3 separate regions of the Mus musculus genome follow, and all the other regions are linked to region 1. A link is a loop called in an ENCODE intact Hi-C map of the cell type or tissue named here. Cell type or tissue: left cerebral cortex. All regions are shown on one strand.

Evidence for each region. A loop is a pair of places that touch in the nucleus more often than their neighbours do. Peaks named below come from ENCODE experiments on the same cell type or tissue, not always from the same donor. Only the 100,000 strongest peaks of a DNase experiment are listed, where the experiment ranks them.
Region 2: it touches region 1 in a loop (5-fold over the local background); 23 of 42 quality-filtered maps call a loop at or near these places.
Region 3: it touches region 1 in a loop (3-fold over the local background); 6 of 42 quality-filtered maps call a loop at or near these places.

Annotation. Positions count from the first base shown.
Region 1 is chr19:11,774,221-11,782,220 of GRCm38, reverse strand. Mrpl16 (mitochondrial ribosomal protein L16) reads right to left here. Exons shown (of 4, transcript NM_025606.3): 4 at 7,265-8,000. The coding sequence ends at 7,588. Stx3 (syntaxin 3) reads left to right here. Exons shown (of 11, transcript NM_152220.2): 10 at 541-654; 11 at 3,048-4,736. The coding sequence ends at 624. Among named protein-coding and RNA genes, the nearest start is that of Mrpl16, 7.8 kb to the right of the region's middle. In left cerebral cortex, a CTCF peak has its summit at 4,771 (motif pointing left); a DNase peak (open chromatin) is centred at 4,788.
Region 2 is chr19:11,907,524-11,915,523 of GRCm38, reverse strand. Patl1 (protein associated with topoisomerase II homolog 1 (yeast)) reads right to left here and starts at 3,125. Exons shown (of 19, transcript NM_172635.3): 1 at 2,947-3,125; 2 at 1,065-1,176. The coding sequence starts at 2,961. Gm31092 (a long non-coding RNA gene) reads left to right here and starts at 3,117. Exons shown (of 2, transcript XR_386559.3): 1 at 3,117-3,428. In left cerebral cortex, no CTCF peak of the experiment used is centred here; DNase peaks (open chromatin) are centred at 2,618, 3,244, 3,752 and 4,680; H3K4me3 peaks cover 2,692 bases; H3K27ac peaks cover 1,482 bases.
Region 3 is chr19:11,935,831-11,943,830 of GRCm38, reverse strand. Patl1 (protein associated with topoisomerase II homolog 1 (yeast)) reads right to left here. Exons shown (of 19, transcript NM_172635.3): 15 at 6,452-6,611; 16 at 3,992-4,147; 17 at 1,111-1,202; 18 at 857-1,006; 19 at 1-500. The coding sequence ends at 479. Among named protein-coding and RNA genes, the nearest start is that of Gm22272, 6.2 kb to the right of the region's middle. In left cerebral cortex, CTCF peaks have their summits at 5,901 (motif pointing right) and 6,639 (motif pointing left); a DNase peak (open chromatin) is centred at 4,169.

The DNA of each region.
Region 1 (8,000 bases):
ACCTCTGCCTTGTTTTATTCTTTGTTTCTCTTGGTCTCTGAGATTTTCATTCTTTACTTCATTCTCTTCTGCACCTAGCACGCTTGTGCAATTATTGAGGGAGTTCGCAAATTGTTTTCATCTGAATCTATGATGAACTGCATTTTGGACACCTATTCAGTATATGTAGTCTAAGGTATATAACTGGGTTTTTAAGAGGACAGATGAATACATGTTGGTAATCAGAACTGTGTTACAAACATTTTATGGATTGGTGAGGTGCTGCTGGAGACCTCATGATACTGATTGCCCTGAGTTCACATATGCAAGCATGTGAACTGAGAGCTGTAGGTTCTCCACACTTCCATTTGCTGGCACTGCTAGGCAAGACGAAATTTAAGAAATGTAAAATATCCATGAGAACATTTTTTATAGAGAGATGTATGGGTTGAGATGGTTTTCATTGTAAGAGATAAGAAAGGCTACCTTTTAGATGAGTTACTATTGCCTTTTTTTTTTTGTAATAATGATTTTATTTTTATTTCTTATTCCTTTCTCCAGAAATTGATAATTATCATTGTGGTAGTAGTTGTGTTGCTGGGCATTTTAGCGTTGATTATTGGACTGTCCGTTGGGCTGAAATAAGAGTGGCCTAAGGGGCTGCTGCACTGAAATGTAAGTAGACCAAGGGTTCTGGATTGGCTTCTCCTGAGGAATTAGTCTGGGATTTCATAACTCTACTCTTTTCTAATGACTGTCACAATGGGCTTTAAAACTGTTGGTTGCCTTAATTCTTTAATTTCCTTAAAATTCCATTCTTGGGTTCTGGCTGCAGGATACGGGTCAGGTCTTCTGGGTTTTTTGGAGCCTGATTGTTCGTTCGTTCGTTCCTTCCTTCCTTCCTTCCTTCCTTCCTTTCTTTCTTTCTTTCTTTCTTTCTTTCTTTCTTTCTTTCTTTCTTTCTTTCTTTCTTTCTTTCTTTCTTTTTTTGGGCTTTTCAAGACAGAGTTTCTCTGTGTAGCCCTGGCTGTCCTGGAACTCACTCTGTAGACCAGGCTAGCCTTGAACTCAGAAATCTGCCTGCCTCTGCCTCCCAAGTGCTGGGATTAAAGGCATGCGCCACCACGCCCAGCTCTGATTGCTTATTTCTACTGTCTTGTCACTTAGAACATTTAGCACCTCATTCCGACTGTCTGTACCCAGGAAGCATGGGTAGATAGATGGTGGATGTAATCTGGGAGCCGTCTGCTAGATTCTTAGTGGCCTTCATGGATGCTGGGTTTAGTGTTCCTTGTCCTTTTTCAATAAAACTGAAGCTTCATGCTGCAGCCTCAGGCTTTAAGAGTTATGTTTGTAGCTGAATGTCAGCTCTTGAATGAGGTACTTGGTAACATTTTAAAGTGTTGAGTCATAGCAGAGAGACTGATAAACACCTTATATATGTAACAGAATCCTCACAGCATTCTTATGGGACAGGTAGTATTATTTTAGAAAAAAACTTAAATCTTAGAGAAGGGTCAAATTCACACAGCTAACAGTGGACTTAGGAGAGTGCTTTACTACATCTTCATTTCTTTTTGTAAAGTGTTTATTATTGTCTACAAAGTCCAGTGAACTCTAGGCTGTCAACTAAAATTTATTAAGATATAGCTGGCCAGTAAATTAGGCTTAATAAGGGTGAGCATCATAAAAATGATCTAGTCATCCTTGGGACTTAAGAACCTTCTTGTTTTTTGTTTTTTTTTGTTTTCTGGATAAAATCGAGTGTTATTTTTAAAAGCGTTTAAGATATAGACAAGTGAAAGTTACCTTGTAATATTATTTTTCTTAACATGTGGCGGGTTCACACACTTAGTTTTGCATAGTTCAGACTACATTAATTATATAGTGCTTTTATCTAGTTAGAAAATCATAAGATCATTGTTTATCACTAAAATCCTGTTGAACGCTAATTCTGAACGTGAGGGCATTAGCATTTCCTCAGGGTTGGAGTTTCTATTATTTTGCTTTTATTGAGTGCAGTGAAAATGTTCTTTTCTCTTATAAATTCAGAAACTAGATTATTGAAGTAACAGGCATGAACCTCTTTTTTATATTATTTTGCTATCATTGAGTATGGTGAGATTTTTCTTTTCTTTTATTATAAATTCAGAAAGTAGATTACTGAAGTAACAGGCCTGAGCCTCTCTGAAAGTCGATGCAGACTTCCATGTTGACACTGGGGCTGATCTTTCATTTCACTTCAGCTGTACCCCAGTGTGTCACTGCATTGTCCCCTGTCCATGTGGCTGGAGATCTGGAAGTCAGATTATTAAATCTTAAGTGGAAGATAACAGTGATAAGGCAATCAAGCTCTCTGGGTCTTTTGATTCCCTTCTTTTTCTCTTGCTGTTATTCTAGTCTTTGATGACTTACTTCTGTCTCTTAAAGTTTCAGTTTTGTGCTCAGTCCTGACTATCTCAATGAAAAGTATGGTATAATAATAATAATGATGATAAAGATGTATTAGTTGTTATCTTTCCATATCCTCAGATGAAAGATGCTTTGCAAATTCATGGTGCTTCTCAGCCCTTGTTCCGAATGTCAAGAATTCAGGATGTAAAAGACTCATTTTTGAAGAGGCTAACAATATCATTTTTAGTTGACTAACCAGATCATGTAACATTAAGTTGTGACTTATGGCACATTGTTCAATATTCCCTAGTAAAAGCAAGGTTGATCGGCACCTAGGAGTAAAATTAGTTATGAAATAGCAGTGAAAATAACTTTATGGTTGGGGGTCACCATAACATGAGGAACTGTATTAAAGGGTCAAAGCATCAAGAAGGCTGAGAAACACTTACCTAGAGGTTTTATTAGTTCTACCACAATAGCAGCATTCTTTTATTTCACATGTCCAGCCCTGGGTTTGTCTCTGGGCTATTTCAATTAGTGTTGACTGCTGCATGCTCTTTTTCATAGGCATTTCTGATCTTTGATCTCCACATTTGGGGTTTGTGGCTAATTCCCCTTGTTCCTTAACATTGTTCTGAATACTGATCAGCTTCCCCTCTCCCCACCTTTCTTAGAACCAGCTTTCACTCCAGCTTGGCCTGACCACTCTTGTCTCCAGACGGGAACAGAGTTTGAAAGGCCTCCCTGAGAATGAGGGGGTACCTGTTACTTTATTTCCTTATAACCATCCTTGGACCTGGCTCAGCAAACAATCTACCCCCAGAAGAATCTAACCTACCTGATGCAGTCCTGAGTTCTCATCAAAACCACCTCCCATCCTAGCAGCTGAAGTACCCTCTTCTGGACTCTGTGAAGCAACCCTGTGTGTTGGTGTGTAGGTTATGCTTTGTGCCTTGGACAATCCCCGTGAGACAAGCCAAGGCACTGTATTTCTACCTCATGGAGTATTCTCCTGGAATATACTTTGTAGGGGAATAACTAACAAAGTAGAGGAATTCTAAGTTTAGTAGTAAATGTGGCTTGGAACAGAGTCCCTAGCTGGCAGGATGCCAATCCTTAGTTTGTTGTTTGCTGTCCTGAAAACATGAAAGACTAATAGATGCCATTTTGGTCTTACAAGTTGGCTTATTTGAAATTTACCTTTTAATTAAGCTCTAACTTCATTGTGGGTCACATTGGTTTTTCTCTATATTCACTCTTGTTTATTTAGAGAGACCAGGGTGACAGGTCTTCTGAAGCTACCATTGGCAAAGAGTAAGGTTATAGAATTTGCTGGCTAGTCACTGTTAGATAATTGCTCTTTGTGAAGACATTACTTTGAGGCCAACCAGAACCAGGGATTTAAAACTGGTCCAGGGACAAGGTGCTACAGTCTCAGGCTCTGGAAATGTCAGTCATTTGTGTGTTCCAGGTGTACTTTTGTAATTATGTATGTGAGAGATATGTACATAATTGTCTGCCTCTCAGGAAGTAGGAAAACTAGAAGATACTATGACCTCAAAAAAAAAAAAAAAAAAAAAGACAAAGGTAAGCAGCAGCTAAAATCAGCTAGGGAATATATGCTTACCTCAAGTGAATCACTGTAGAAATGTGATTTTTTCCCCCCTTGCCATCAAGCTTGTTTTCTGGATGGCTGCTGATATGGGAATCAAATGAGACCTTTGGAGTAAGGACTAAATTGGTTCCCATCGAAGTTTTCTGCATAGCAGATAGTGTGTAATATTTACCTCCATCTGTTGCTTACAAGAGGGTTGTCCAGAGAACCTCTCACACCCGTCTGATGTTATTTACACTATCCATGTGATGTTTCTGTCTGGCGGAAGAATTGGGAGGCTCTAGAGCAGTTCTTCCTGCTTTCTTTTGTCTCCTGTAATTCTTATCATGGAGGCAATAGCCTGGAAATCGTTAGTGATAAGCCTCAGACCTTTGGTGGTCCCTGCCAGTATCCCGGATTTTGGGTATATAACCCCCCAATTTAATGTTTCTATGGGATAGATGAGTAGTAATCTAGTCTAGGCACTGCCTATGAGCTTTCTTTGTAAAGGTACCTCCTCAGTCACCCAGCATTCAAGATGGAGCCTCAGGGATGCCTTCCTCCCTTTGGCTGTGATGTCTGGCAGGACTGACTCCGGCTAGGAGGGGAAACAACCCTTAGTGCAGGCCTTTTCTCTCCTCCTTCAGGCCAGCTGAAAGTTTGAAATGCCACATATGAAGGGCTTTTGTTGTTTGTAATTTTTTAAATGTAAACTTGATTATTTTATTGCTAATTTAAAAATAAATGACTTTATACTGATTGTAAAACAGCTCTGGGGCCATCTCTCTGCAATGTTTTGGTGATTTGGCGCCACCATGTGGTAACTTTTGGTGCCGCAGAAGCTCTAGAAATATCTGTTAGAATGCTATTCAGAAGGCAGAGAGGACACTCACATCATGGTCTGATTCTAAGTGTCTAACCTGGAAACATTCTCTACACAAGCCAGATCCATCCGTTTTCCTTCTGCATTCCCTGTCCCTTCTGTCCCTCCACGTCTGGCCCCATCTGTCTCCTTTTTGTCAAAGTGTGTATCTGCACAGTGATGTCGATTCTCATGTATTTCTCTCTCCTTGTGATGAGCAGAAGAAGATCATGATCATGATCTGCTGTATTATCCTTGCCATCATCTTGGCTTCTACCATTGGGGGCATATTTGCCTGAAAAAGGTAAGCTTTCTGGGGAGGGCCAGCTCTGCTGTCACTTACTTGACACACTTGTATTCTGGGTGCTCTGGGTGTCAGCAGGATGCACAATAAGGAGGGGGTGAGGGCTGGGTATAGGAATAGCTGAATTTTGGAGAAAACCAAGGAAAAGGGATGTTTTGGAGAGAAGTAGGTGGAGAACTATTGGGAGTAGGTGGTTAGTGAGGCAAGGTCGCAGTCTGCCTCGTGACGGAGCCTGGCAGTATCATGTTTCTCAACAGTGAGGGATGGCCATCCCTGTTGTAAAATCTTGAGCCCTTGTACCTGGAAATGGTAATAGAATTAATTTTTGCATCGGACTTGCCTTAAAATCCCCTGCTCCCAAGGTTAGTACAAGCTAGTACAGTTTTGAGAGTAGTTTCACACCCCTGCAGAGAAGAGGTGGTATCCTGGCCATGAACACCGTGCTGTGTAAAATATGATTTTTCTTTCCATTTTCTCTTACTTCGTTCTGCTTTTACAGATGGGATCTCAACGGGCATCTGCAATCTTCCACCTCTGTGGTGCCATCATGTCTCCCCTCAGTCTTCCTCAGCTATGTCTCTTTTCACTAGGAAACTCACAACACAGGGCACCAATCAACTGTTTATTAAATGAACAAATTAATGAAAATGTAGAATTGAAAGAGATAGGGATGAAGGAACAGGGAGCACGGCAATATACAGTTGGTTTAGATGGCCCTTAAAGGTCTGGCCTGCATGGTAGAGAGACATAACGAACGGGTCCCTGTTTAGAGCACAACACACACACAGCCTGAAGGCCAGGATGGTGGTGAAGAGGCAGGCATTACAACATGCCCAACTCAACAGGGTCATACTGAACTCAGTGAGGCTGTCTCTCAGATCATGGTACTCCCTACTTTTACTCTAATGGCTCTTCTAGGTCGCATTCTTAACCAACCACATGTCTGCTTCCTCTTTCAGGGTCCAAGAATAGTTTTTAATTCATAGATTGTTTAAGGATAGGCACTATGCCTATCTCGAATACTACCATGTCCCTTCTCTTAGCACACAGTGCCTGCCACTTTCAGATGTCTGCTTACTTATAGTCAAGCTTTGATTTCATTCATGGATGAGTCTTTGAGCTTGGCTTTTAACTCTTTAAGGTACCATTGGGAACATGATTTTTTATTAATCAGAGGCACATAGAAAAATATGGCAACACCCCTATTACCATACCATACCTGTCACAGTGTTCTGTTTTGAGGGATGGTGCTTATGTAGAAGCTGGCTTTGTATTGATGGTATAAATTTCTATTAGTACTCTCATTTGTCAGAGATGATAGTTGGTCTCAGGATGGAGGTTCATTCAATAAATTCATTCCTCCAACAAAAGAAAGAAGTTTATACTATGACCCAGCTCCCAAACAAGCACACCATGTTATCTGGAACAATGGAAGGAAGCCAAGGGGATAAAGTGGGACGAGGCTGCTGCTTCAGCCTCACCATGTCTGTGGTAGAATAGGCTGCAGGTCAGTGAAATGTGCAAGAAACTGGTCCAAACACATTTCTAACTCAAGTGTCACTGTGTTCCACTTTAAAAATAATTTACTTTGAGACTATTACATTTTACATTCATTAAAAATAAATGAAAATCTGCGTCTAACTTTTGAAAGTAAGTGTTAACTTACTTGAATGCTGGTTCCCCCAGAAAAACTGATTACTCTTGTTACGGACAAATGAAGCTGGCACCATGAAGTTTTGGATCACATGGGACCCTCAATTATCCAGCAGTGTGTGTGTGCTCTACATACACTAGCTCCTAAAGGGACAGAGAGCCAAGATGCCCCTCCTTAGCTAGCTTCAGATCTAGGAAGGGTTTCAACTTTTGTTAAAGTTCTTTTGCTAAATTCCTTGTCATATTCCATGTTTTCCCTTCTGAGACTGACAGAAGATGGGCAGCTGGGCATTAATAAATATCTGTTGAACCCACTAGTTGTTGGGTACTAGTTGTACTGTTGTTTTTATCCTTGAATTACTCCAAAAAATACATTTGTAATAAGCAAAATGTCCTAGACTAGGTAGTGTACATATTACATTTCCAGAGCTGAGAACATGCAAAGACACATTTCAGGTCCGGAGATAAGCCAGGTTTTTTTTTTTTTTTTGAGACAGGATCTTGCTTGTAGATGTGACTGGCCTTGAACACAAATGAGATCCACCCATCTTTGCCTCCTGAGTGCTGGGACAGCTGGCTATCAAACTGTCCTTAATCCTGTAAGCAACTGAAACTGACCAAAGAGAAGTTGTACCCTGAGGTTACATTCAAACTTTAATTAGAATCAACCAGGTGACACAGTTTTTCAGAAGTCACTCACTCATGTGCTTAGTTAGGATCCAAGAACCAGCAAAGACCCTCAGGACAGTAAAGGCGCAGATTGTCGCTCAGGAGGCTGCGCACATGTTCCTCGCGCTTTCACTACACACGCTTGGGCATGTAGAATTTGCCCCAGTATCGCCCTTTCTGCGTCAAGTCATATGGGCTCAGGAATTTCCGTATGCCAAACATGTTGGCAGTGGCTATGTGCTCAAAGGTCCAGGGGTTTTGGTTGTTAAGTTCTCTCTCTCTTTGATTTTGGTGCATCCTCTCTAGAGTCTTACGGCTCACAGCCTTTGCCGGAAAGGGTAACTTGTGAGCAACTTGGTTCAGGATACCTTTTACCTCTTCAAATTCACACCGTCCACCCATCTCTACTACTAGGCAGCCAGTCTTCACAGGTGTCACATAGTGATCGATGGCACCTTTACCTCCCCCCATGCGCTGCCCAACACCTTTGCGAGTGATGGGCTTGAAAGGGGCTGGCACTCGCCAGATGGCAAACATGTTCTTGG
Region 2 (8,000 bases), 130 kb before region 1:
TACCTTAGTCTACTTTCTCTGAACTTGTTCTAAGTACTTTTACTAATTTATGAGAACATTTTATCACCCAAATTCTTTGCATAGTGTTTCCACTGTGCTGAAAACACTTCTGAGACAGTAGAAATTATTATTCAATATACTAGTGATAGCCTAGGAGCTTCCTCCCACTTTTAAGGGTGTGTGTGAGACAGGAACTCAGAGCTCTGCCTGCTTCTGCCTCCCAGATGCTGGGATTAAAGGTGGGTACCACTATTGCCTAGCTTTTCCTCCCCTTTTTTGGGACACAGGTTTTTCCATGTAGTCTAGGCTAGCCTAGAACTCAAGTTCTTCCTCCATCTGATTGTGGTAAAGTGAATTTTAAAATGTCTTACATACTACGTCAGAATTTTCGATATATCCACTAGTTTTCGTTTTCCTTGAACTCTCTACAAACACATCCTTTATCCAGGATTACTTTCAACCTCATTTAAATGTCTACTTCCAATTATTTAAATTCCTTATATTGGCAACCTATAGCTACAGAGAATTGAGAATACCTGCTATTATAGGTGAAGCAAAGAGGCCCTGGTGAGCAGTACAGAAGATGAACTGCTATTATTTAGTGAAGACTGTATTATATAAACAAAACTGGGTCAGGAAGAACACTCAGCTCACCTGAGTAAATAAAAATCAATTTATGTACAAATCTGACAAATAAAATCAATTTATGTACAAATCTGACAACCTCAGTCTAACCCCCAGAACACAGCTGGATGAATTGGTCAACATCTGTAATCCGAATATTCTACTTTGGGACAGAAGATGGAGCACAGGAATGACCCAGATCTCTGGGTCACCTAGCCTTACATATGTAGCTCTGTGGAAGAAACAGGAGGGATCCTGGCTCAACAAGGGAGAATGTGAGCTCCAACTCTTGAGGCCTTCCTTTGGCCTTCACAAGACAGCCATGGAACACGCTTACCCACCCCCGCACACATGCATACACAGAAAACTCACATTACAGGTGGACCTAATACCAAAGTCGTGATGAGATCAACAAAGACAGTATAAAATATGTCACTTACCAACTGCACCTGACCCAAAGGTATCATCATTAAATTGATCAATTTCTTCATCTTCTTCTCCCAGGCCTTGAAATGCATCTTCATCTTCATCTAGAGGACAATCCTCCAAAGACTACAAAAGAAAAAAAAAGGATGATTAATTTCTCAAGACATTTATATAGTCATTTAAAGTTGGGCCTTTTTAATGATACAAAATTCCTTTATATCACTGTTTGAAATAGTGGTAATTATAAATGAATACTTTATCATCCTGAGTTTCATGTAACTTTTTCAACAAAATTCCATATTACTCATTACATCCCTGTCGTTTTCCCAATGCTTTTAAGTCTGTCCATTTTTCTTCCTCTTTCCTGTAGGACTAAACTCTAGCCAGAAAACAGAACACCATCTTTTTTAGCTGCAATTTAAGTTAAGCGTTAAAAAACAATCACAACTTCTTTCTACACTTACAAAGTTGTCTATGTGATAATGCTAGGTCCCCTGGAACTGTAGTTACAAGCTGTGAGCTGCCATGTGGGTGCTGGGAACTGAACCAGGGGTTTGTGGAAGAGCAGCCATCTCTCCAGCTCCCAGACACCTCTATGTCTCAGACTCTGTACTAGGTATTATACCTCTGTGCCTTAAACTGTAATTCTGAGCCAAACACAACTTTGAAAGAAATCTGTGTGAGGATTAAACACAGCAAAGATTTTAGAAAGCTGAACAAAAACTAGAATCCCCATCACATCTTGGGTATGCTCTAATTTATTTTGTTTTAGTTACTATTTCTCTAGGTACAGTCTGGCTTAGAACTCCTGATTCTCTTGCCGCAGTCTCCAGGGAGTAAAAATCACTAGACAAGCTTGGTATATCCTAATTTCAATCACTTATCCCAATACAGATTTATTCAGTTTACTAAGTTTTCTTTGCTTCTGGCAACTTCTATTCACAGTATCTCATCATCTCTCCTCATGTTTACAAAAAGTGAGTTGAGTCACAAGTGTAAGCTCAAGCTTTCTACTGTTTCCAATGTTTAAAGATTCCAAATTGGAATTCCACACTCTAGGGGAACAGCTTGTGATATAACTTACCTGGGAACTTTTAGGGGCCGTTTCTACCCAATCTTCCTCCCCCTAAAGAGCCAGCCCTGCAACTGCCTCCACACCAGAAGCAACTTCTAGCAACTCTCTATGAAATGGCAATCATCTACTGGACCAAATCAGGATGACTCGGTAAGGATTTCCCTAGCTCAGTCCTTAAACTACAAATCCGGAGTCTGTTTGGCCCCAAGAGTAGGAGTTGCTCAAGGTCACACAGCAGTAAGAGACGGTCAGCAAACAGCTCCGTTCTCCAAACAACGTCGCCAAACCCACACTTTTTCTCCCTTCTCCTAGAAGGAACTTCTGCGGGACACGCCCCCCTCCCCACTCCCAGCCTTCTTTCCAAGCCGACTGAAGTCTCAGCCCGAGGACCAGTCCCTGCCCCTCCACCTGACGGCAGCCCGCGTGCACAGGGCTGTGTGTAATCCGGGTGAAGGGGTTCCGGGGGCAGGGCGGGAAACGCTTCCGTGGGCATTCCCCGGGGATTCTGCCTCAGGAAAAACCACCGGGTAGGAGCCATGCAGGTCTCCAAGGCAGCTCCGCGAGCAGAGGCGCAAGCCAAGGGTCAGGTTACCGCACTTAACGGGCTCTCCCCGCCGCAAACCAGCGGCCGGCTCTCGCCAGTCCCGCCCCTCCGCGGTGCGCTGCGGGCCGCACCCGAGCCTCGCGGCCGAAGCGGGGTTCCCAGCCGCCCGCGCCCTGCCCCCTCCTCAGCCGCACAAGACCCGCGCGACGGGCGAGCAGAGGAAAAAAAAAGGGGCGCGCGGGCGAGGGAGGGGTCACTTCCGGTCGCAGCCACTCACCTCGTAGCGGAACATTCTTGGGGAGGGGGGAAGGGAGCGGGGAGGGGAGTGGGGGGAGGGAGGGAAAAGAAGCGCCGACTCCCCGGGCTGCTCCGCGCGCGCGGGTCTCCCACCGGCTCGCGACCCCTGGCCGCCGCCGTACGCCGGAGCGTGCGTGGGGACGTGCGCAGGCGCGCCTCGGGCTGGGCGGGCGCCCCGGCGGCGGCAGCTGCGCGGGGACAGATTTGGCGTTTGGCTTCCTAGTGTGAGCGGCGGGAAAGAGATCCCTAGGCGAGACACTGCGCACGCGCGGGCCGTCGGAGAGGGATGACCCAGAGAGCCCCGGCTTGCGGCTCCTCCTCCGTTTTCCTAACTGCACAGTTGCGCAGTGCTTTTGAGTCACGAGGTTCCCGTCACTGATTGGGCGGAGAAAAGCCTTGTGAATGTCACAGGATGCGACCCCCGAAGCGTCTCAGCAGAGAACATCGGGGATTTATTCTTGGGTGATTTCATTTAACGTCCAGTGTCCTCCTCGGGGTGCCTTGACTTGGTCTGTGAGGGGGGACTAGTATGGCAAGTCAGTATTCTTGGAAAGGGACAGGTCGCTGGCTGAATCAGTCGGGAGGCCAAGGCTGTGATTGATAGAGGCCAAAGTGTTGACAGCGTTTGGTTTTAGGAAAAAGACGAAGGCACATTTAACAAGGATTATCTAAGGTGATATTTTTAGATGCCAGGCCCTTCACCCCGTTGGAAAGCGGGAGAGCCCTAACGGGCCGCGCAGCCTTGGGGCTGGGGTCACCGCAGCAAGGTCGGTGAGCTTGGGCGCTGTGGACAGCCATTTCCGCTGAGGATGAAGCCCAGCGGAGTTTGTTCAGCTTCCGCCTCAGCACCCTGGTTCTAGAAGTCTGCTGCTTTGGTGCTTTATTGCCTGTAGCGAGACCGTTTGAGAGGGTGTCTTATTTTTTATTTTATTTTTGAGCCAGGGTTTCTCTGTGTAGCCTTGGCTGTCTTGTTATTCACTCTGTAGACTAGGCTGTCCTCGCAGAGATCCGCCTGCCTCTGCCTCACGAGTGTCACTCAGGCGGTTGTCTCACCTGGGAATGAATGGTGAACTTTAATTCCTTAACACGTTACTGTTAGCGTGACTGGATTAATCAACTAGTTTACTATAAGCATTGGATTTGAAAATAGAAGTTCTGGATTGGGAAACGTGTTTTTTCACTGCTGCGTGAAACTGGGCATGTCTTTCTAAACATCTGACCCTTCAGGTTTTCTTTCGTAAAATGGGTAAAATTATATCTACCTCACTAAGTAGTAATCGAATAGTTACATTCTCTGCTCTCTAGATAAGGAACCTGGAGGTTAGAGAGAAGTAGATAGCCTTAAGCTGCCCACCGGAAACTGTTGCAAAGTTGGCAGCTAAGATATCTGAATCCCCAAATCTGATCACTTAAGAGCAAATAGAATTGACTCTTGAAGAGAAGGCAAGGTAAGCTAATAAGTAATTTTCAAGAGTTATGAAACAAACTTTCATTTGTGAGGTAACAGGTTTTCACAATTACCCAAGTACTGAGAGGCTATGTAGACCAAGAGCTAGCAAACTCTGGACATAACTTCTTTTTTTAAGCCTGCCACCCCTCATTTACAAAACGTCTTTTGTTGGCTTGCTACTATTAGTTTTGTGCTGTGACCAAAATATCTGAGTAGACAGTTTAAATGGGGAAATGTTAATTTGGATTCAGGTTTCTGAGGGTGCAATTTGTGCTTGGTGCTAGCAAGTTTTGGAGTGGGAGTGTGTGGCAAGGGCCATTTGTTTCTTGTAGAAGAAGAAAAAACCTGAGCTATAGAAGAGGTTTAAGATTCAGTTTCCCACAGGGTCCCCAGTGAAGGTGCTAGAGAAAGAGCCTAAGGAGATGAAAGGGTTTGCAGCTCCATAGGAGGAACAACAATATGAACAACAGTATGAACTAACCAGTATCCCCAGAGCTCCCAGGGACTAAATCACCAACCACAGAGCACACATGGTGGGATTCGTGGCTCTAGCTGCATATGTAGCAGAGGATGGCCTAGCCGCTCATCAATGAGAGGAGAGGCCCTTGGTCCTGTGAAGGCTCTAAGCCCCAGTATAGGGGAATTCCAGGGCCAGGAAGCAGGGTGGGTTGGTGACCAGGGGGAGGTGGGGAGGGACTAGGGAGTTTTCCGAGGGAAATCAGGAAAGGGGACACCATTTGAAATGTAAATAAAGTAAATATCTAATTAAAAAAAAAAAGATTAAGCTTCCAAGGGGCACACACCAGCTGCCACTTCCTCTGACCTTCCAGGACTTCCCAGGAATGGCATCACAATTCCAAACCCTCATAGTTTGAATCACTCATTATAATCACGACACTCTCTTCATTAGATTACAGTGCTCATGATCTAATTTTCTCTGACAAAATCTTCAGACACACCCTCAAGTATGTGGACTACTCATCTTAGTAGTTGCTTTATCCACTCAGGATGACACGAGTCGCCATCACGTGCTATAAAAGGTCTGCGAGGTTATAAAGGAGACATTTTTGCCCTTGAAGCATGAAAATATTTAGTCAGATCTTACTTATTTTTTTATTTTTAGTTTCTTGATACAGTCTCTCTCTATATACCATAGCCCTTTCTATCCTGAAACTCACCATGTAGACTTTAGACTCACAGAGATCTGCCTGTCTTTGCCTCCCAAGGACTGGGATTAAAGGTGTGTGCCACCATGTCCAATTTAGTCTACACATTTAAAGAGTGAATTTGGTGATGCCAAATCTTGTTTTCTGGTCATTTAGAAATAAATAGTAAACAAATAGAAAAAAATTATGTTCAGAAACCCAATCTGTGAAGTAATCAAGAAAACAATGGAAAGTAGAACGTATTTAAAACTTCATGATAAACATACTGATGCATCCGAGTTGAGCATGTGGTGGCTCTTGCCTATAACCTCAGTACTTTGGGAGGTGAGGGCAGAACCAGGAATTTAAGGTCATCTTTAATTGCTGGGCCACATGAACTGCCTTCCCAACCCCCAAAATCTAAAAATAAAACCCAAAAACCTAAAAACAAAACCTACCAGTTTTAGGGTACAGCTAAAGTACAAAGTAGGAAATTCTCTACAAGAAAGTCTAATTTCCTACGAGAAAGTAGGAAATTTTGTGTATTAGGAGTCTCAGGAGCAGTGGTTCTCAACCTGGGGTGATGATCCCTTTGGGGATCCCTTCACATCTCAGAGATTTATGTTATGATCCACAACAACAGCAAAATTACAGTTATGAATAGCAATGAAAATTTAGTGCTTAGGGTTCACGTCAACATGAGGATCTGTCTTAAAGGTGGAAGCATTAAGAAGGTTGAAAACCACTGCTTCAATAGAGTTTTTGTTAATAGAGGGCTTCATAGATTGGCTTACACAGTTCATTCCTGTAGTACACCAATAGCTGACTCACTGGGAAGCCCAAGATTTTAGTAGCTGTTCAGTCCACAAGGGCAGGTGTCTCAGTCCCAGTCTGGCCCTGTCACCCTGGAGGATTCTTGGAGAGATGATGGTCTTCAGCCTATGTTGGAAGCATGAAGAAACTGGTTCTAATATCAACAAAGGAATGTACTTTTCCACAAGAGTAAAAGCACCTGGCAAAATGCAGTTTCATCTTTATCTCCTTTTTTTGAAGTCTACCCATGGATGGGTCTTCAGCACTTCATATAATCTGACCACAAAAATCCCTCACAGCAGGGCCCAGCATTTTAGCTGGCTTTGAGATCCAGTGACATTCACACCCGGAATTTAATTGTCATTACTAAATGTAAGTGAATTATACATTGAAAGAAAGTACATGGAGAGATATAATGGGGGACAGAAATTAAAGACATAGCTGGATGGTGATGGAAAAAAACCTTTGCTCAGGAGGCAGAGGCAGGCAGATCACTGTTAGAAGCCAGTCTGATCTACAGAGCAAGTTCCAGGACAGCCAGAACTACACAGTGAAACTCAGTCTGGAAAAAACCAAAACATTAAAGACATAGAAAAAAATGTTTCAAATAAGATTTTTGTTGAGCATGGTGACGCATGCATTTAATCCCAGCATGTGGGAGGCAGAGAGGTGAATCTCTGAGTTAGAGGCCAACCTGGTCTACAGAGCAAGTTCCCGGCCATCCAGGGATACACAGACCTTGTCTCAATAAGAGCTGAGAAGGGGCCAGGTATGGTGGTGGCACATTGATAGTTACAGCACTCAGTCCAAGATAGAGGTAGGAGCATCAAGAGTCAAAGAATACTTTATTGAAAGTATCAACAGAAAGTCATCTGGCCTACGTGAGAGAGACCCTGTCTTAAAAAAATAAAAAATCAAAGCTGAGAAAGGTATCAGATATCACCATACTGTTAGAGGCTTCCAGACCTTAGCACAACTAATGACATAAAGGAAATGCCATTAGTGCTATAAAACCCAGCATGTATCCAGGCAGCAGTAGCTGCTAAAACAAGAACAAAGACCTAATCCATTGAAGTCCATCAAAGTTTCATAGGCTGGCAAAATATATAAATATAATGACCTTGCTTTTTGGCTCCTGTAGTTCTGCTTCTGGCCAGTTGACTTGTCAACCCAAGGTGTCAGTTTTTTTTTTGTGCTTAAAAGCTCACCTTGAGAAAGGCTTAGGACTATACTGAGTTGCTGAACATCCATCGAAGGCCAGCTAATAAAGTCTTTCTATTGACTTAACCAACCATATTCAAGTAGCCCTTTCTGGTGGATACCTCACAACAATGTCAACCTTCTTTGGATTTATGTTTTCTCCAGTTTTAAAAGGTATTCTCACTTTATACATTTACTATTCATTTTTAAAAACTTGCAAAACAGGTGGATATGGTGACACTTAACCTTTAATTTTACTACTCAGGAGGCTGAGGCAGGTGGATCTTTGTGAGTTTGAGACCAGCTCTACATAATGAGTCCCAGGCCAGCCAAAGCTACATAGTAAGTCCCTGTCTCGAAAACAATATTAGATATTGGAGAGATGGCTCAGCACTTAAATACACTGGCAGCTCTTCCAGGGACTTG
Region 3 (8,000 bases), 160 kb before region 1:
ATACGAATGTTTGTGTAGGGTGTTTATATATTTACCTATATCTTGACTTCTACTTAATTTTGACTCTCCTATAATCATATTAATAAGGGGAGATGAAAAAAAGACTTCAAAGCGGGAAGGAGTCCTTTGGTATACTACAACCTACTTTGAATTGTAATAGTGGTGATGGGATAAAGGGACGTTTGTTGTGTCTCTAGGGCAAAGAAAATGCAAAATTGAGAAGAATTGAGTAAAAGTAGGACATGCAAAAGTGTAACGCAGAAGGTAAAAGAAACCAGCAGAAGTACCACCCAGCAGAAGTATCAGAGCAGCGGGAATACCTGGCATTCAGAGCTAACTTCTGAAAACAGGAATGGATCCCACAAGACTTTGCTTTGGGTCATAAGCTACCTCCCCTCCCTCATTAAAAACACTCCATTGGTGATGGCAGCAGTGCAGGTGGCAGCCAACAGGAGGTACAGGATACTCTGGAGATCTTTTACCGTATCCCCTGAACCAGCCTAAGGATATGAAGAGAAAGACGACTTGTTTGTATGAGTAAGTTAAAACAGGATCAATCTTTTGCATTCAAGTTATGGTCTTTACAAGAATTCTCATAATACAAGACCTTAGATGCCTCTCAGCTTGTGTTGTTTTCTGAGGTATTGTCACACACAATACAGTGATCTGTTTTAGCGCGTGCGCACACGCGCGCCACACATACACACACACACACACACACACACACACACACACACACACACACACACACACACACACTCTATGGATGTCTCAATCTCTTACTCTCATTCCACTTCATCCTCCCCATGGTGTGATGTCTGAGATACCAAGGTAGTGAAATGTGTTCACAACTTACTGCAGTTTTGTTTCCAGCAAGTTCAGTTTCTGCCGGTCAACATAGCGAGAAAAAAGGGACACTAGATTTGTAGGGATAGAGATTGGTTTGGCCAGGGCAGCTTGGGGGATCCGTAGAAGTTCTCGGGTTGCCATGAACATCACCTCTGTCCTATGAGAGAAAACCCAAAACAGTATGAGAAGTAGAAGGGAAAGAGAAGGAGAGCAAAGATAATTTTAAATATTTAAAATAGGAGATAAGCTATCAATACTGACCACTGGTTATTTTGCGTTGATTCTATAGCAGGATCTGAACTCTGTAGGTCTTCTCCACGGCTTAGTAGGATTAGGAGCAGTGACAAGCCAAACTATAACAGAAATCAGATGGAATTAAACTTAACAATAGGGCTGGTGAGATGGCTCAGTGGGTAAGAGCACCCGACTGCTCTTCCAAAGGTCCAGAGTTCAAATCCCAGCAACCACATGGTGGCTCACAACCATCTGCAACAAGATCTGACTCCCTCTTCTGGAGTGTCTGAAGACAGCTACAGTGTACTTACATGTAATAAATAAATCTTTAAAAAAAAAAAAACAAAAAAAAAAACAAAAAAAAAACTTAACAATATATCTAAAAGGCTGGAGAAATGGATCAGGAATTAAGAGCACATGTTCTTGAAGAGGATCAAAGTTCAGTTCCCAGAAGCCACATAATAGTTCACAACCAGCTGCTGGCATTCACAGGATGCACACGCAGCAAACAAACAGATCCACTCATACACATAAAACAAATCTAAAAGCAACAACAGCAAAACTCAAAATACAGTGCACCTAAGCCTCTTCCACATCAGCTGATAGGACCATGGCACTGAATGGGACGGCCTCTATACCAAAGTCTTTGTGTAGCCAGGCGGAGAGGTCAGGCAAGCCTGGAATTAAAGTTGTCTTTCCTCTAAATTTTAGTTTCTCACATAGCAAATGACAAGCATAGAAAGCCACTTCTGTATACCCTATCCTGTTGTGAAAATATTTTCCATACCAGTCACTGATAATCTAATGATTTTGTCTTTCTCTTTTTTAAAAGAATCAAAAGAGATTAAGAAGAAAAGTCAAAGTTCATGGAAAATTAGAAGAAAGAAAATTAAGTAAAGTTATTTTATAAATAAGAAAAGGCATTAAGAGCTACATGGGACCCTGGAGATATAGCTCAGTTGGTGGCATTCTTTTCTAGCATGCACAAGGTTTGATTCCCAGCACCATATAAACCTATAATCCCAGCATTCAGGAGAATTAAAAGTTCAATGTCACCCTTGGCTACACTACACAGGAGGTTAGGGGCCAGCCTGGAATACACAACAATGGCTCAAAAGCAAAACAAAACAAATCAACAAAAATATAGAGAAATATACAAAGGGGAAAAAATCAAAGCTGAAAGGAAATTAAAAAAAAAATTATACTCCGGAGGCTAGGAAAATAGCTCTGCTGGTAAAGTACCTGCATGCAAGAGTGAGGACCTGAGCTTCAATCCCAAGAAATCACAGAAAGCTGAGGATGGTAGTGTGTGCCTGTGATTCGGCCTCTGGGAACTGGAGCCTGTCAAATCACTAACGCACATGGCAGCCTGTCTAGCCACAACAGTGAGCTTCAAGTTTAGTCAGAGAACTTATCTCAAAAAGCAAAGATGGGGAATAATCAAGGAAAGAGCCCTGATGCCACCCTCTGACTATATAGCCTCTATGTGCACATCATTCCAAAGTGTGCATGTATGCACAGAGTATTTTCTTATCTGAAATCTACAAACTTACAAAGGCTATTAATAGAAGCCTAAAAATCAGCAACATGAACTCTGAAAGGGCATGGAATGAAAATGCCACAGCACTAGGTTAAATGTGATGCTGGCAGTACTCTCTCTGGAATTTCATTCTACTTTGCTGTGTTTGTATTACAAAGGATAATCTTTCTTTTCCACAAAATTTCCCTGCATTATATATGTAAGCAAATTTTCACCAGAGTCAGGATATTGTATGACTTCTTGGTTTTCTACTGCTCTTATCAAAATTAAAACAGAGATTAAATAACAGGAAGAGCACAACTGGTCACTGTATGTCCTGAGGGATACTGGTATCCTCTACTGCCTCAGATACTTTGTTATTGTTGGTAGGTCAAAGGAGAAAGGGGTGCTGAGACTTGACCCCCATTGTATACCATGGCTCTAAACAAGTACCTACTACATAGCAGGCACCATCTAAATACTATGACAACTATGCAAAGTCTTCATCACTACTTGCACAACACAGATCAGAAAACCAGCTGAGAGGCTGGAGAGAGAGATGGCTCAGTGGTTTAGAGCACTGACTAGTCTTCCAGAGGACCCGAGTTCAATTGCCAGCACCCACATGGCGGCTCACAACTGTCTATACCTCCAAAATATGACACCCTCACACAGACATGCATACAGACAAAACACCAATGCAAACAAAATAAATTATTAAAAGTAAAATAGAAAGAAAACCAGCTGAGCATCCTATCATCAGGCTGTAATAGGGCACGCTAGGACTGAAACTTGCCTGTTTAGAAACCATGATCCTCTTACTAGGTTTCCTCTAAGAGGTTTTTGTTTGTTTTGTTTTGTACTGAATCTGGGTATGTACACTAGGCTGGCCTTAAACTTACAGAGATTTATATGCCAGCCTTCCTCCTGAGTGCTGAGATTAAATACAAGTGCACCAAGTTTTGTCTTAGTCTTTACATCTTTAACATGACATTAGCTGAAAGGTGCATGTCAGGCATGCCATGTCCTGGCCACTGCTACTCAGGAGAAGCTTGTTAGAATTTCTGGGAAATGTCCTAATAAAACAGGATAGACACCTAATCTACACCTTAATCATCCACACCCAGCTATGTTCCTCACGCCAAGCCAGTTTTAACTTTCACAACAGTTTTGAAGCAAGAATCTTCTGAGAACGGGAATCTACTGCTAAATATGACAGGAATAACTGTAGAAGACTTAATACTCGACGCTACAAATTTCACCAGAAACTAATTTTTCCAAACCACTGTTTGTGTTCTAGCCTTTGCTAGAGTGATGGATATGAAGTTCTTGAACGGAAGAAAGCTACAGTAGTGGTAAGTTTCCAAGGACAGAGACTGACAGGCGCACCTTGTTCTGGAGCACAGCAGTGAGGTGAGAGTTGGAGGGCGCTGGTGCACTTGCACTCTGAGGTAGGTTCATTAGCTGTTGCAGAAGGCTGGTGACAGTCACTGAAGGAAGATGATAGAGGAGGAGAGAGAAGGGACTCAGTAAGCATGGCAGCACCTACAAAACAGAAACAAGAGCGTTACACCCTGCAAACCATTCCTCACTCACCTCCCACCAGTGGGTGTGGCCAGCAGGCTGCTTGCCATATACAAAATCAGTCTATCGCTGTGTGCAAGGACGTTTGGTTGTCATGGAAAAGAAGGATAAATATTTGATTCTTTCTGGTTCAGTTTTGGGATGAGTTACTGACCTAGCACTCACTGCACATGATTGATGTTTTTGTTATCAGTATGAACTCATTAAATAAAATCTAACTCAGCCTACTGCTGTCATTTTTCTTTCTGATGTTAAATGTGTAACTTCTGGCAAATAGGAGTCCCCTCAAATTGGTTTGTACATCCCTAGTAACCTAGTAGTTCTCTTGCCTCTGTTGTAAGACCAGGATTATCTGTACTCCCATGAGAAAGCCTGGAACCAGCTATTACTTAAAGAAAATGGATTCTAGAAACATCGTTTATTACTTTTTAATTCACATAAGTTAAAAACTCAGCACATGCATGTACACATAAATATTTATACACACACAGGAGAGGGAGGAAGAGAATGAACTACAAACATATTTTTAGACTGGTATCAAACTTACAGCAATCTTCCTGTCTTAGTCCCCATAGTGCGGGGAAATCAGGCATGAGTTACCACACAACTTTTCTACAGAGTTAACTAAGCGTCTTCACTAGCAAGTTAGCCCCATGAAGATCTTTTTGTACTCCTAGCTTTAGTTCTATGATGTAAAATGGTGCCTGGATTGTAGTATTCAGTGAGTATCCACCAAATGACTGAGGTTCTCCCACACTTGCTTCCATTACTGGGTTCCCATGAGATCATAACTGACAAAGTGCCCACTGCGCCACTGACTTCCTTTGGCATTTATGCTCTAAAATAGGTGTACCTTTTTATTCTGGTCTTTTATTCTTTAGGATAAATCTCAAATCTTTTTTTTTTTTTTTTTTTTTTTTAAAGATTTATTTATTGATTATATGTAAGTACACTGTAGCTGTCTTCAGACACTCCAGAAGAGGGAGTCAGATCTTGTTACGGATGGTTGTGAGCCACCATGTGGTTGCTGGGATTTGAACTCCTGACCTTCGGAAGAGCAGTCGGGTGCTCTTACCCACTGAGCCATCTCACCAGCCCCCAAATCTCAAATCTTTAAATTTTTCCTACACTCCATTTTTCATTCTTGGAGTCTCTTAAAAATGTACTAGTTTGAAGGCTGGAGAGATGGTTCAACTATTTAGAGTGCTTGTTGCTTTTACAGAGGACCCCAAATCCAATTCCCAGCACCCACATGGAGGTTCACAAGCCTTAACTCCAATTGTAGGGATCTAATGCCCTGTTCTGACCTCCATGGACACTAACCGTGCACACAGTGCACATACACACAGGGAAGCAAACTACTCATAAGTAAAACTAAAAAAACTAATATATTTTAAAAAGTGTGTATGTTGCATTCTTCTGATGAGATTTAAACCTTTCATTCCTTTCTGTAAATACTAAAATCTCAAAGGCTACAGTAGTAATGTCTACCTCTTTCATGTTTTGAAGTACATAGGCATGTACTCAGGTGATTATTTCTAAATTTTTAATCAACTACAATTAATTTCCTCACAGATAACTCATTCTGAATCCTATATGTACTAATACTAATTATTCTTTTTTTTAAAAAAAAAAGATTTATTTATTTATTATATGTAAGTACACTGTAGCTGTCTTCAGACACTCCAGAAGAGGGCGTCAGATCTCTTTACGGATGGTTTTGAGCCACCATGTGGTTGCTGGGAATTGAACTCAGGACCTTTGGAAGAGCAGTCAGTGCTCTTACCAGCTGAGCCATCTCACCAGTCCACTAATTATTCTTTTACCAGTTTCTTGTCTTGAACTTGAAAAAGTACAAGAAATTTAGCTAATCTTCCAAGAGCTGTTACAAGGATAAACAGAGATCTTTTAATCAAGAATTATCAGCTGGTCACTGGTGGCACATGCCTTTAATCTTGGCACTTGGGAGGCAGAGGCAGGGGAATTTTTGAGTTCGAGGCCAGCCTGGTCAACAGAGTGAGTTCCAGGACCGCTAGGGCTACACAGAGAGACCCTGTCTCGAAACCCTCCCCCTGCCACCCCCCCCCCCAAAAAAAAGATTTACCCTGTGGGACACCATTCAACTAAACCTCCAGGCTAATGTGAAGTTACTGACAACAGAGCAAAGAGGGATATTTGACATATTTGACATCCACAAAAGTATAACCAAGAGCCAAAGTTTTCCAACTTGAGAACTATAAGGAAATTGCCCTACATGGTGGGTACCTCATCTTGGGCATCCTTCTTGATAAGGAAAGGGAGGTTCCTGGCAGTTGCCATGAGAATGTCAGCTGCTTGCTCTGTGGAGAGGAAAGGGAGAATGCGGGCAACCATTCTCTTCCCTTTTCGGATACACATGATCTGTACAAAGTGGTCATCACTTGGCCTGCAAAAAGAATGCCATCTAGTGTCAATAAAGGCAATACAGAAAACCCACATTTTTAAAAATTATGCAACACTCATCTTTATGATCATTTTGTACTACCAAAGTGGAAGATGACTTTCTAATTCCAACCAATTTTTACTTTTTACAATAAAAAGTAGAAAGTTTTACAAATATGGGAAATCATTGCCCATATTATATATAAAAGTGTGATCAAATTTGATTTAAGTAAAAATTAAATATTTTTCAGGGTTAACCTGTAAGTGTTATTAGGGCACATAGAATTTACATAGCTTTGTAATTTACTTTTTGCCCCCACAGAATGGGAATTGAGTCCAGAGCCTCCTGTATGCTAGACAAGTATTCTATTGTGAGCACTTCAACCTCTTCAATACTTTTCCATGTCAATATTCTTCAACTAAATGCATTTAATGGTTACATTACATGTCTATATAGGGATAAATCACATTTATCAGACCGAAACTACAAAGGTTGTGTTGAAAAGAAGTCTATTCTATGTTTGTGTAAGTTGTGGCTCAGGAGACCTTGAGTAAAGAGAAAGGAGCCATTAGCAGACGTAGCCTTCTTACATTTAGTATCTGGGATTTATCAAACATCACAATTAGGTTTGCTTCAGACAATGAGCAGGAGAAAGACGACACAGAAAGAGTTAACACTTCTGTCAGGAGCCATAATGGGACGAGCTAATAACTAGCAGGTGATCATCCTGCAGCTGCCTCGGATTATTATATAATCTGCGACAGGTGAGCCGTCATTAAGCAAGGCTGTGAGGGACTCATTTTAGGAAAGATTCCTGCTATTAATATGCTTTTCCTGTCATTATTAAACATACATAACAATCACTAAGTAGGAGCACACCCCTTTGGAGCAGATCTCTGCATGAAGATGTACCATCTAGTAGTGATGTTATATAGACAAATAGATGACTTAAGACTTAGTGATGATCCTATAAGAATTCCTAAAATTATATCTGTGATTATTAAGCTCTTTTATTAATGGGACTGCTATTAGGTCATTTTCTAATAATCAAAGCTGCAATGAGAACTCTGTGCCAATCTCCCAAGTGTCACCAGTTAATTGCTTTTAGATGGTAACCAGACTTTCTCCTACTCAGAGCACATTCCAAGAGGTTGTAAAACAAGTAACCAAAGGTCTACACCTTTAATACCAGCGTTTGGAAGGCAACCGGATCTCTGTGAAACTAAAGATAGGCAGGGACACACAATGTGACTCTCTCAAAACAAAAACAACAAAACCCAAGATAGATGCTAAGCTTATGAATAGTTGGACAGAGTATATCATAATCCCAAGTATGTGGAGTTTTGTTTGGCAATGGAGGGAATCTCCCATCTCCTCTAAAAGCACAATAAT